Linked DNA regions of Homo sapiens: region 1 is linked to region 2. A link is an interaction called in ENCODE POLR2A ChIA-PET data of the cell type or tissue named here. Cell type or tissue: HepG2. All regions are shown on one strand. Region 1 overlaps TEN1 (TEN1 subunit of CST complex). Region 2 overlaps SAP30BP (SAP30 binding protein).

Region 1 (5,000 bases), 290 kb after region 2:
GCAGGCCAAGTTCCTGATGGGAGCACGCTGAGAACATTTGGCAGGTGAGAACGGTTATTTTTTTCACTGGTGGGGGTGATGATATGTTAAATGTCTTTCTCTACCTCCAAAAAGACATAATTAGAAAAGATTTTTATAACTTCATCTAATTATGTTAAAATACTAAAAAAAAAATTAGTTGCCGGGCGCGGTGGCTCATGCCTGTAATCGCAGCACTTTGGGAGGCCGAGGTGGGTGGATCACCTGAGGTTGGGAGTTTGAGACCAGCCTGACCAACATGGAGAAACCCTGTCTCTACTAAAAATACAAAATTAGCTGGGCGTGGTGGCGCATGCCTATAATCCCAGCTAATCGAGAGGCTGAGGCAGGAGAATTGCTTGAACGTGGAAGGTGGAGGTTGTAGCGAGCCGAAATCGCGCCATTGCACTCCAGCCTGGGCGACAAGAGCAAAACTCTGTCTCAAAAAATAATAATAATAAATATATATACATATATATATTGAAAAAATTAATATTCATTGTAAAAAGTGTAGATAGTCCATAAAGGTGTAGAGAGGAAGGAAAAGTCACCCATAATCCCATTACCCAGACAACCACTGCTAACCTTTGGTGATTATCCTCGTGCTTTTCCATATGTATGTGTTTGTATATGTGGGTGGGTATGGAGACACCCAATATACGTATATACATATATACTCTGTCAGTTATTTATCAGTTATATATTGCTATGTAACATATTACCCATACACACAATTTTAGTTTTTCGTAGAGACAGGGTATCCCTATATTCTCAAGGCTGGTGTCTAACTCCTGGGCTCAAGCGATCCTCCTGACTCAGCCTCCCAAAGTGCTGGGATTACAGGCGTAAGCCACTGTGCCCAGCCTCCCCCAAATTTAAAATAATTATTGTCTCATAGTTACTGTGGGTCAGGAATTTGGGAGTGGTTTAACTGTTTGGATCTGGCTCAGGGTCGCTCATGGGAGTGGCATCCAGATGTTGGCCAGGGCTGCAGTTATCTGGAGGCTTGACTGGGGCCAGGACCTCTACTTCCAAGATGGCTTGTTCACGTTTGGCAAATTAGTGCTGGCTCTTGGCAAGATAACTCAGTTCCAGACAATGTGGATTTCTCTGTAGTTCTGTGTGAGGGTCCTCATAACACAGCAGTTTCTGCCAGAAGCAGTGACCAAGAGAAAGAGCAGGGTGAAAACCACAGTGTCTTTCATGACTTAGCTTCCAGAGTCAGTCTCAGTCATTTCTGCAGTATCCTACTGATTACACAGGTCAGCCTTACTCAGCATCGTAGGGGATGCACAAGGATGTAAATATCGGGGGTGAGAATCACAGGGGACCATCTTAGAGACACGTGTACATACATATAGAAGTATTTTAACCTAGGCCAGGTGCGGTGGCTCACGCCTGTAACCCCAGCACTTTGGGAGGCCGAGGCAGGCGGATCACCTGAGGTCAGGAGTTTGAGACTAGCCGGACCAAAATGGCGAAACCCTGTCTCTACTAAAAATACAAAAATTAGCCGGGCTTGGTGGTGGGTGCCTATAATCCCAGCTACTCAGGAGGCTGAGGCAGGAGAATCGCTTAAACCTAGGAGGTGGAGGTTGCAGTGAGCTGAGATTGCGCCACTGCACTCCAGCCTGGGGGACAGGGTGAGACTCCATCTCAAAAAAAAAAAAAAAAAAAAAAAGACTAGTATTTTAACCTAGCCTGGGTGCGGTGGTTCACGCCTGTAATGCCAACACTTTGGGAAGCCTAAGTGGGCAGATCACCTGAGGTCAGAAGTTCAAAACCAGCCTGGCCAACATGGTGAAACCCCGTCTCTATAAAAAATACAAAAATTAGCCAGGTGTGGTGGCAGGCGCCTGTAATCCCAGCTATTCGGGAGGCTGAGGCAGGAGAATTGCTTGAACCCGGGAGGCAGAGGTGGCAGTGAGCTGAGATCATGCCATTACACTCCAGCCTGGGTGACAAGAGTGAAATTCGGCCTCAAAAAAAAAAAAAAAAGAAGTATTTTAACCTAGTTAAGGGCTGGGTGTGGAGGCTTACACCTGTGATCCTAGCACTTTGGGAGGCTGAGGTGGGAGGATTGCTTGAGTCCAGGAGTTTGAGACAAGCCTGGGCAACATGGTGAAACCCTGTCTCTACAAAATATACAAAAAATTAGCCAGGCATGGCAGTGTGCGCCTGTAGCCCCAGCTACTGGGGAGGCTGAAGTGGGAGGATCACCTGAACCTGGGAGGTTTAGGCTGCAGTGAGCCGAGACTGCACCACTGTACTTTATCCTGGGTGACAGAGTGAGATCCTGCCTCAAAAAAAAAAAAAAAAAAAAAAAAAAGAAAAGAAGAAGAAAGCAATATTTTAACCTAGATGAGATCCTATTATATTACTGTATTGTAGCATTTATTTACTTAGCTGTGTATGGTAGACCTAGTGCCATCTCAGACATGTAGATCTATATCATCATTTTGAATGGTTCCATTTTGTTTCACTGTGGTGATATTGCATCATTTACTTAGCCAAGTCTTTTGTTTTTTTTTGAGACGGAGTCTAACTCTGTCACCAGGCTGGAGTGCAGTGGTGCAATCTCGGCTCACTGCAACCTCTGCCTGCCAGGTTCAAGCGATTCTCCTGCCTCAGCCTCCCGAGTAGCTGGTATTACAGGCAACTGCCATCACACCCGGCTAATTTTTTTTATTTTTTAGTAGAAACGGTGTTTCACCATCTTGGCCAGGCTGGTCTCGAACTCCTGACCTTGTAATCCACCCGCCTCGGCCCCCCAAAGTGCTGGGATTACAGGCGTGAGCCACCACGCCCGGCCTACTTAGCCAATTCTTTATTGATTTTCTTTTCTTTTTTTCTTTTTTTGAGACAGAGCCTTGCTCTGTTGCCCAGGCTGGAGTGCAGTGGCGCGATCTCAGCTCACTGCAAGTTCTGCCTCCCAGGTTCACGCCATTCTCCTGCCTCAGCCTCCCAAGTAGCTGGGACTACAGGCACCTGCCACCACGCCCGGCTAATTTTTTTTTTTGTTTTTTTTTTGTTTTTGTAGAGATGGGGTTTCACCGTGTTAGCCAGGATGGTCTCGATCTCCTGACCTCGTGATCTGCCTGCCTAGGCCTCCCAAAGTGCTGGGATTACAGATGTGAGCCACCGCACCTGGCCTTTTTTGTTTTTTTAAATTGAGATGGAGTCTTGCTCTGTCGCCAGGCTGGAGTGCAGTGGCGTGAGCTTGGCTCACTGCAACCTCCAACTCCCTGGTTCAAGCGATTCTCCTGTCTCAGCCTCCCAAGTAGGTGGGATTACAGGCGTGCCCCACCACACCCAGCTAATTTTTGTATTTTTTTAAGTAGAGATGGGATTTCACCATGTTGGCCAGGATGGTCTCCATCTCTTGACCTTGTGATCTGTCTGCCTCAGCCTACCAAAGTGCTGGGATTACAGGCGTGAGCCATCGTGCCTGGCTTTATTGATTTTCAATAAAGACATCAAGATAATTCAGTAGGGAAAGCATAGTCCTTTCAACAAGTGGAACTACTGGATATTGACACTGTGTCGCCCAGGCTGAAGTGCAAGTGACATGATCATGGCTCACAACAGCCTTGACCCCTCAGCCTCCCAAGTAGCTGAGACCACAGGCGTGCACCACTGTACCTGGCTAATTAAAAAAAAAAAAAAATTATAGAGACGGCATCTCGCTGTATTGCCCAGGCTGGTCTCTAACACCTGGGCTCAAGCAATCCTCTTGCCTCAGCCTCCCAAAGTGCTGGGATTACAGATGTGAGCCACCATGCCCAACCTAGATTTTTTTTTTTTTGAGACGGAGTCTTGCTCTGTTGCCCAGACTGGAGTGCAGTGGTACGATCTCGGCTCACTGCAGCCTCTGCCTCTTGGGCTCCAGTGATCCTCCCGTCTTGGCCTCCCAAGTATCTGGGACCACAGCTGCGTGCCACCATGCCTGGCTAATTTTTTTTATATTTTTAGTAGAGACAGGGTTTCAACATGTTGCCCAGGTTGGTCTCAAACTCTTGGACTCAAGTGATCCATCTGCCTTGGCCTCCCAAAGTGCTGGGATTACCAGCATGAGCCACCACGCCCAGCTAGATATTCTTATGGTAGGGGAAAACATCTTGATCTTTACTTCACAACATACAAAAAAAAATTTACACTGTGTCATAGATTACAAGCTAAGACTGAAATGTCTCAAGTAAACAGCAGAATATCTTTACAACTTTGAGTAGGCAAAGATTTCTTTTTTTTTTTTCTATTTATAGCATTTGTAGCCCATATTGAAAAAAAAAAGATGGCCAGGCACAGTGGCTCATGAGTGTAATCCCAGCACTTTGGGAGGCTGAGGCAGGTGGATCACGTGAGCCCAGGAGTTCGAGACCAGTGTGGACAACATAGCAAAACCCTGTCTGTACAAAAAATTAAAATATTAGCCACGTGTGATGGCAAGTACCTATAGTCCCAGCTACTCAGGAGGCTGAGATGGGAGGATTGCTTGAGCAGCCTGGAAGGTCAAGGCTGCAGCCTGGGATACAGAAAAAAAAAAAAAAGAAAGGAAGAAAAAGATTTCTTAGACAAGACATAGAAAGCAAAAGTCATAAAAGAAAAAAATGATCAGGTGTGGTGGCTCATGCCTGTAATCCCAGTACTTTGGGAGGCTGAGGTGGGTGGATCCCTTGAGGTCAGGAGTTGGAGACCAGCCTGGACAATATGGTAAAACCCCTTCTCTACTAAAAATACAAAAATTAGCCAGGCCTGGTGGCAGGCACCTGTAATCCCAGCTACTCGGGAGGCTGAGGCACAAGAATTGCTTGAACCCAGGAGGCGGAGGTTGCAGTGAGCCGAGATTGCTCCATTGCACTCCAGCCTGGGCAACAAAGCGAGACTCCATCTCAAAAAAAAAAAAAAAAAAAGAAAAAAGAAAAAGAAAAAAATGAATAAACTGATCATCAACAAAATTAAAAGCTTCTGCTTATCAAAATATG
Region 2 (5,000 bases):
AGAGCAACAGGCAGGGTATACGTTGCCCAGTTGGCTGCAGCAGGCTTGCTGGCTTGTGTTCTCCTCAGCGATGGTGGGTTTGGTCACTGAAAAGGCATGGAGGAGAGACCGGCGTGGGGCTCGGGAGCATCCGGCTGCTGCGATGCGGGAAGAAGAGGGTTCGGAGGCTCGGGGGTGCCAGAGGCCCCTGAAGCATCAGCTTACCCTTAGTGTTCCTGGCAGTGCTTTTACTTTTTCTCCTTCCTTAAAAATCCTGAGTGGTCTCAGTAGAGAGTAGCTGGTTCAGGAGCCCCAGTCTTACCTCCTCGTATTTGTTTGTCTTTTGCAGGATAATACAGAAGCAGAAAAGCGAGACCCCCAGGAACTCGTGGGTGAGTATTGGGGGATCCTGGGGGCACGTTTCTCAGCCTTGCTCCTAGCAGCCTGGCTTCCAGCCATGCCAGGCCTGCCGCCCCACAGGGCTTCTGTCTGCTGTGAGCACTGTTGTCCCTTTGGCTCCCTCTCAGGGCTTTGGCATTTCCTAGGATGCCCGGGTGAGACGTCCAGGGAACAGTTCTTCTTTGGAAATCATATTTGTGGTGTGTTTTAATGGGCTTTGGTCGGTTGCCAGCGCTGTCAAGAGGGAATTCAGGGCACTCAGCTGGGAGCGTGTCTTGGTCTCTGCTTCCCCTAGTGCCCTGGGCTTGTCCTCTGTCTTTGCAACCCCTCCTCCCCCTCTCCGCTGGCATATGCATGCTGCTCAGGGAGTCAGCATGTGGCCTCTGCTGGCACTTTGCTCTGTCCCCAGGCAGGAACATGCCTCACAGCCCTGGAGTCTGGGGCTCTTTGTGATTTGGGAGGAGCAGGGACACTATGTTTCTGGAAAACAGCATACATCATCCAAGTCCTGTGCTAGCCCCAGCCTTTTAATCCTTTTAGAAAGCCCCCCAGCTCCTTTCACGTGGCTCCCAAAGCCCGACCGGGGGGCAGTTCCCGGCATCTGAGTCAGAGCTCTTGGTGGGGTTGGCCCTCCCTCTCTGTGGCAACCATTACCAGCTCTCCTGTCCGTCCTGCTGATCTTCACAAACAGGCTCCTGCCTCCTGCGGTCTTGCCTCGGTGGCTCACTGACTCCAGCCCTGGGGGTTCTGAGCCCAGGGACCACCTGGAAGCGCTGCCCCAGTAGTCAGTCCTTCCCACCCAGGCTTCCTCCCAGTAGGGCCTTTCTGCTGGGAGTTCTGCTACAAAGCCTGTTCTCCTTTTCCAGAACTAAAGGAGCTAGGAATCGTTCATTCTATTTGTCTTTTGAAGAAGGATTGGGTGGGAACACGGTAACGCTGAGCAGCCCAGACCCTCAGCAGGAGGGCCTTAATCCCTGGCCTCTCTGATGGAGTTTCAGTCTTTCAAATCCTATAAAAACCAAGATTTTCCTAAAACCTAGAGTTTCTTCTTTAGAAAGTGACGCCTTAGGGGTGCAACATTTGGCTTTGAGGGCAGAGGAAGCAGAGTGTGCATCTGCTGGGAAGCCGATGGCCGGCCCAAGGGGGCGATCCACGGGTCGGGCGTGGACGGGAGCCTTGGCCTCTTATCCCCGCCATCACCCGAGCCGACCCTGCTGTTTACTGTGAGAAACTACACGGCTGGGGATCAGAGAGCAGCCTGTCACGTGCCAACGCAGAGATGCCCTTGCTCTTGCTAGTAGTGCTGGGCAGGCAGTGGAATGTGTGTGGGCATCAGCCATCTCAGCCCCCAGTTGCTTCCAGAGCCAACTTGTCACTTTTTCTCCCTGTGCCACTTTTTGGAAATAGCTTTATTGAGGTATAATTTACATAGAGTAAGACTTGCCAATTTTACGTGTGCCATTTTATGAATTTTGACAAATGTGTATAGTTGTGTTAGCCCCACCACAATTGTGATACAGAACGCACCCATCACTCCGAAATGTTCCCTTGTGCCCCGACCGTGTTACAGGTGATTCCCTCCCTCAGCCTCAGGCAAGCTGTGATCTACACTCTCCTCACTATAGCTTTGCCTTTCTTTAGAATTTCCTATAAATCAGGATCTCCCCACCCTGGCCCTACTGACACTTAGGGCTGGATGAGTCTTTGTTGTGGGGCTGTCCTGTGCTTTGCAGGGTGTTTAGCAGTGTCCTTGGTCTCTACCCACTACGTGCCAGAGGCACTCTCCCTTCCCCAGATGTGACAGTGATCAATGTCTCCAGACATTGCCAAATGTCCCCTTGGGGCAGAATCACCCCTAGTTAAGAACCAGGGATAGAAAGGGAACTAGTGTTTTTGTCTGGCTTCTTTCACTCAGCACGGTGCTTGCAAGACTCATCCATGTAGTTGGGCATGTCCAGAGTTTCTTTTTGTAGCCAAGTAATATTTCACTGTAGGGATACACCACAGTTTGTTTACTGATTCACCCATGAGGACACAAATGGATCTTTAAGCGGCATCGTTTTGATTACTCACCATTCCTCATTGACGAGTAGCTAGTTTAGTTCCTCTTACTGAAGACGTAATTAGTTGAAGGACAGTGGCTTCCATTCATGATGCAGTGCCTGTCAGCCCCTCTACCTAAGCTTTTGTCCACTCTGGTGTCAGGACTCAGGTTGCTTACCAGGTATGGGAAGTGTGTCCATGCATGTAGACAGCCCCAGCTTTTAGAGAACAAGCAGGAGAGCAGAGAAGCCAAACCACAGGCATCTGCAGCACTGCAGCCCCTTGACAGAGCCGAGCATGCACACCCTGTCTGTGCCCTCCAGGGCCTCGCAGATGCCCACGGCTGAGCCTGGAGCAGTGGTGCTGGTGTGGCAGTGCACGTGGGTTCTCTCTGTCACTCAGGAGCTGGAGATACTCCACCGTCCCCTGGGGCCCCCCAGCTCGCTCACTCCCTGCCATCCCATAAGCCCGTCCAACTAGCTGTTCCTGCACAGATCCCTCCCTGGCAGCTGTGGGTACTCTGGGTGTTTTCTGACTTGGGCACGCACCAGGGCAAGTCACGCTGACAGCTGGCTTCTCAAGTCCTAAGTGCGGCTGCCTCTGAGAACACACCCATCAGACCCAGGCAGCAGCCACAGACCCAGCGCTGCTTCCAAGAGACTGTGGACACATCGCTTTACTGGCTTGAGGCTCTGTCTGCTTACAAGAAATGTGGGGCTCAGCTGGTCGCAGTGGCTCATGCCTGTCATCCCAGCACTTGGGGAGGCTGAGGCGGGCAGATCACGAGGTTGGGAGTTCAAAAGCAGCCTGGCCAGCGTGGTGAAACCCCATTTCTACTAAAAATCCAAAAAAAAAAAAAAAATTAGCCAGGCATGGTGGTACTTGCCTATAGTCCAAGCTACCCGGGAGGCTGAGGCAAGAGAACTGCTTGAACCTGGCAGGTGGAGGTTGCAGTGAGCCGAGATAACACCATTGCACTCCAGTCTGGGCGACATAGCGAGACTCCATCTCAATTAAAAAAAAAAAAAAGAAAAGAAACAGAAATGTGGGGTTCAAGTCTTCCACATTAGATTCATTCCAGGACTCAGAAGGGAGAGGACCACTGAAAGATTGCTTCCAAACTCTGTGTTGTACACTTCTATCTAGTTTTCCCGAATGTGTTCCTTTATTTGCCAGTTACTTCCTAGGAATTATCTTGTTTCAAGCCCTGGACTGAGGAGGGGCTCCCCTCCTCTTTTTTTTTTTTTTTTTTTGGAGACGGGGTCTGGCTTTGTCACCCAGGCTGGAGGGGCTGGAGTGCAGTGGTGCAATCTCGGCTCACTGTAAGCTCCGCCTCCTGGGTTCACACCATTCTCCTGCCTCAGCCTCCCGAGTAGCTGGGACTACAGGCGCCCACCACCACACTTGGCTAAATTTTTGTATTTTTAGTAGGGATGGGGTTTCACTGTTTTAGCCAGGATGATCTCGATCTCCTGACCTTGTGATCCGCCCGCCTCGGCCTCCCAAAGTGCTGGGATTACAGGTGTGAGCCACCGCGCCCGGCCCCTCCTCTTACACTGTACACCATGTGAGCCCCAGAGTGTGGCTGGGTTGCTGTGGCAACAGGGTCACACCCTGTTTTTCCAAAGGCTTTCCTGGCAAATGCCAAAGGGCACTCTTTGTCTCTCTGTCACAAGCACAGATAGGTTCTCTCCAGCCCAGGGAAGAAGTTAACCCTGCTTGTTTATGTGCCTAGCGCCTGCCAAGGCCCTCCTTGCTTTTGTTGTTGCTGCTTGTGAGATAGGACCAGCTCCCCCCAGCTGATTCCACTCTCCACCAGCTTCTGCAACCTCAGCCTTGGCACTTTCACCTATTCCAGGGCTGGGAAGAAGGAGGAAGTTAGAGGAGACTTGAATTCCAGCCATATCTGGGTTTCACCTTTGCTTGAGGAGTCAGGAGACCAAAGGAAGGTGCTGGGCAAAGAGAAGCACCTCGTCTCCTGCTCTTGGGCTGCACTGGCATCTGGGGCCCACAGCAGGACCTCTGATCAATGTATCACCCAGTCTCTGTCCTCTTGCCGTCACCTAAAATGGCAGATTAGTGCTCTGTTCTTGGGGCGCTTCCAGTGAGAATCCACTGACAACAGTGAAAATCAACACATGAAGTCATGTTTTTAGGATGGCCCCAGGCTCGACTCCTGTCTCAGTGTATTTGCAGTCGGCATAGGCTTATCCTGCAGCAGCTGGACTGGCAGAGTCTGGGAGCCTTGTCCCCAGCCCTCCTTGGCACTGTGTTCTTTACAGTAACTGAAACTCCAGGCAGAGATCAAAGCACCTTGTCTACTAAGCAAACATTAACCCAGCATGGGGAGAGGAGAAGGGGCTGGCTGTGCGAAGCCAGCCGGGCAGCTCAGCAGTGGGTTAGCTGGGGCCTGCACACAGTAGGTGCTCAGTAAGTGCTTGCTGAGTGTTACTGGTGTTTTGTTCATTCTTTCTCTTCATCCTGCCCCACCCTGCCCTGGCTGCTCTTTGCTCATTGTATGATCCTTTTCATGAGAGAGTGTTTTGAAGAGCGCAGACAGAATCTTAACAAATAGCGCA

What was found. Peaks named below come from ENCODE experiments on the same cell type or tissue, not always from the same donor. Only the 100,000 strongest peaks of a DNase experiment are listed, where the experiment ranks them.
Region 1: POLR2A ChIA-PET joins it to region 2 with 5 read pairs; 1 of 35 experiments calls an interaction of 5 or more read pairs at or near these places.

Annotation. Positions count from the first base shown.
Region 1 is chr17:75,986,241-75,991,240 of GRCh38, forward strand. TEN1 (TEN1 subunit of CST complex) reads left to right here. Exons shown (of 4, transcript NM_001113324.3): 2 at 1-44. It overlaps TEN1-CDK3 (TEN1-CDK3 readthrough (NMD candidate)), which reads left to right. Exons shown (of 10, transcript NR_037709.1): 2 at 1-44. Among named protein-coding and RNA genes, the nearest start is that of TEN1, 9.5 kb to the left of the region's middle. In HepG2, no CTCF peak of the experiment used is centred here; a DNase peak (open chromatin) is centred at 2,495.
Region 2 is chr17:75,693,112-75,698,111 of GRCh38, forward strand. SAP30BP (SAP30 binding protein) reads left to right here. Exons shown (of 11, transcript NM_013260.8): 4 at 329-371. Among named protein-coding and RNA genes, the nearest start is that of SAP30BP-AS1, 11 kb to the left of the region's middle. RefSeq lists an enhancer at 3,896-4,607. In HepG2, no CTCF peak of the experiment used is centred here; DNase peaks (open chromatin) are centred at 4,040, 4,830 and 4,900.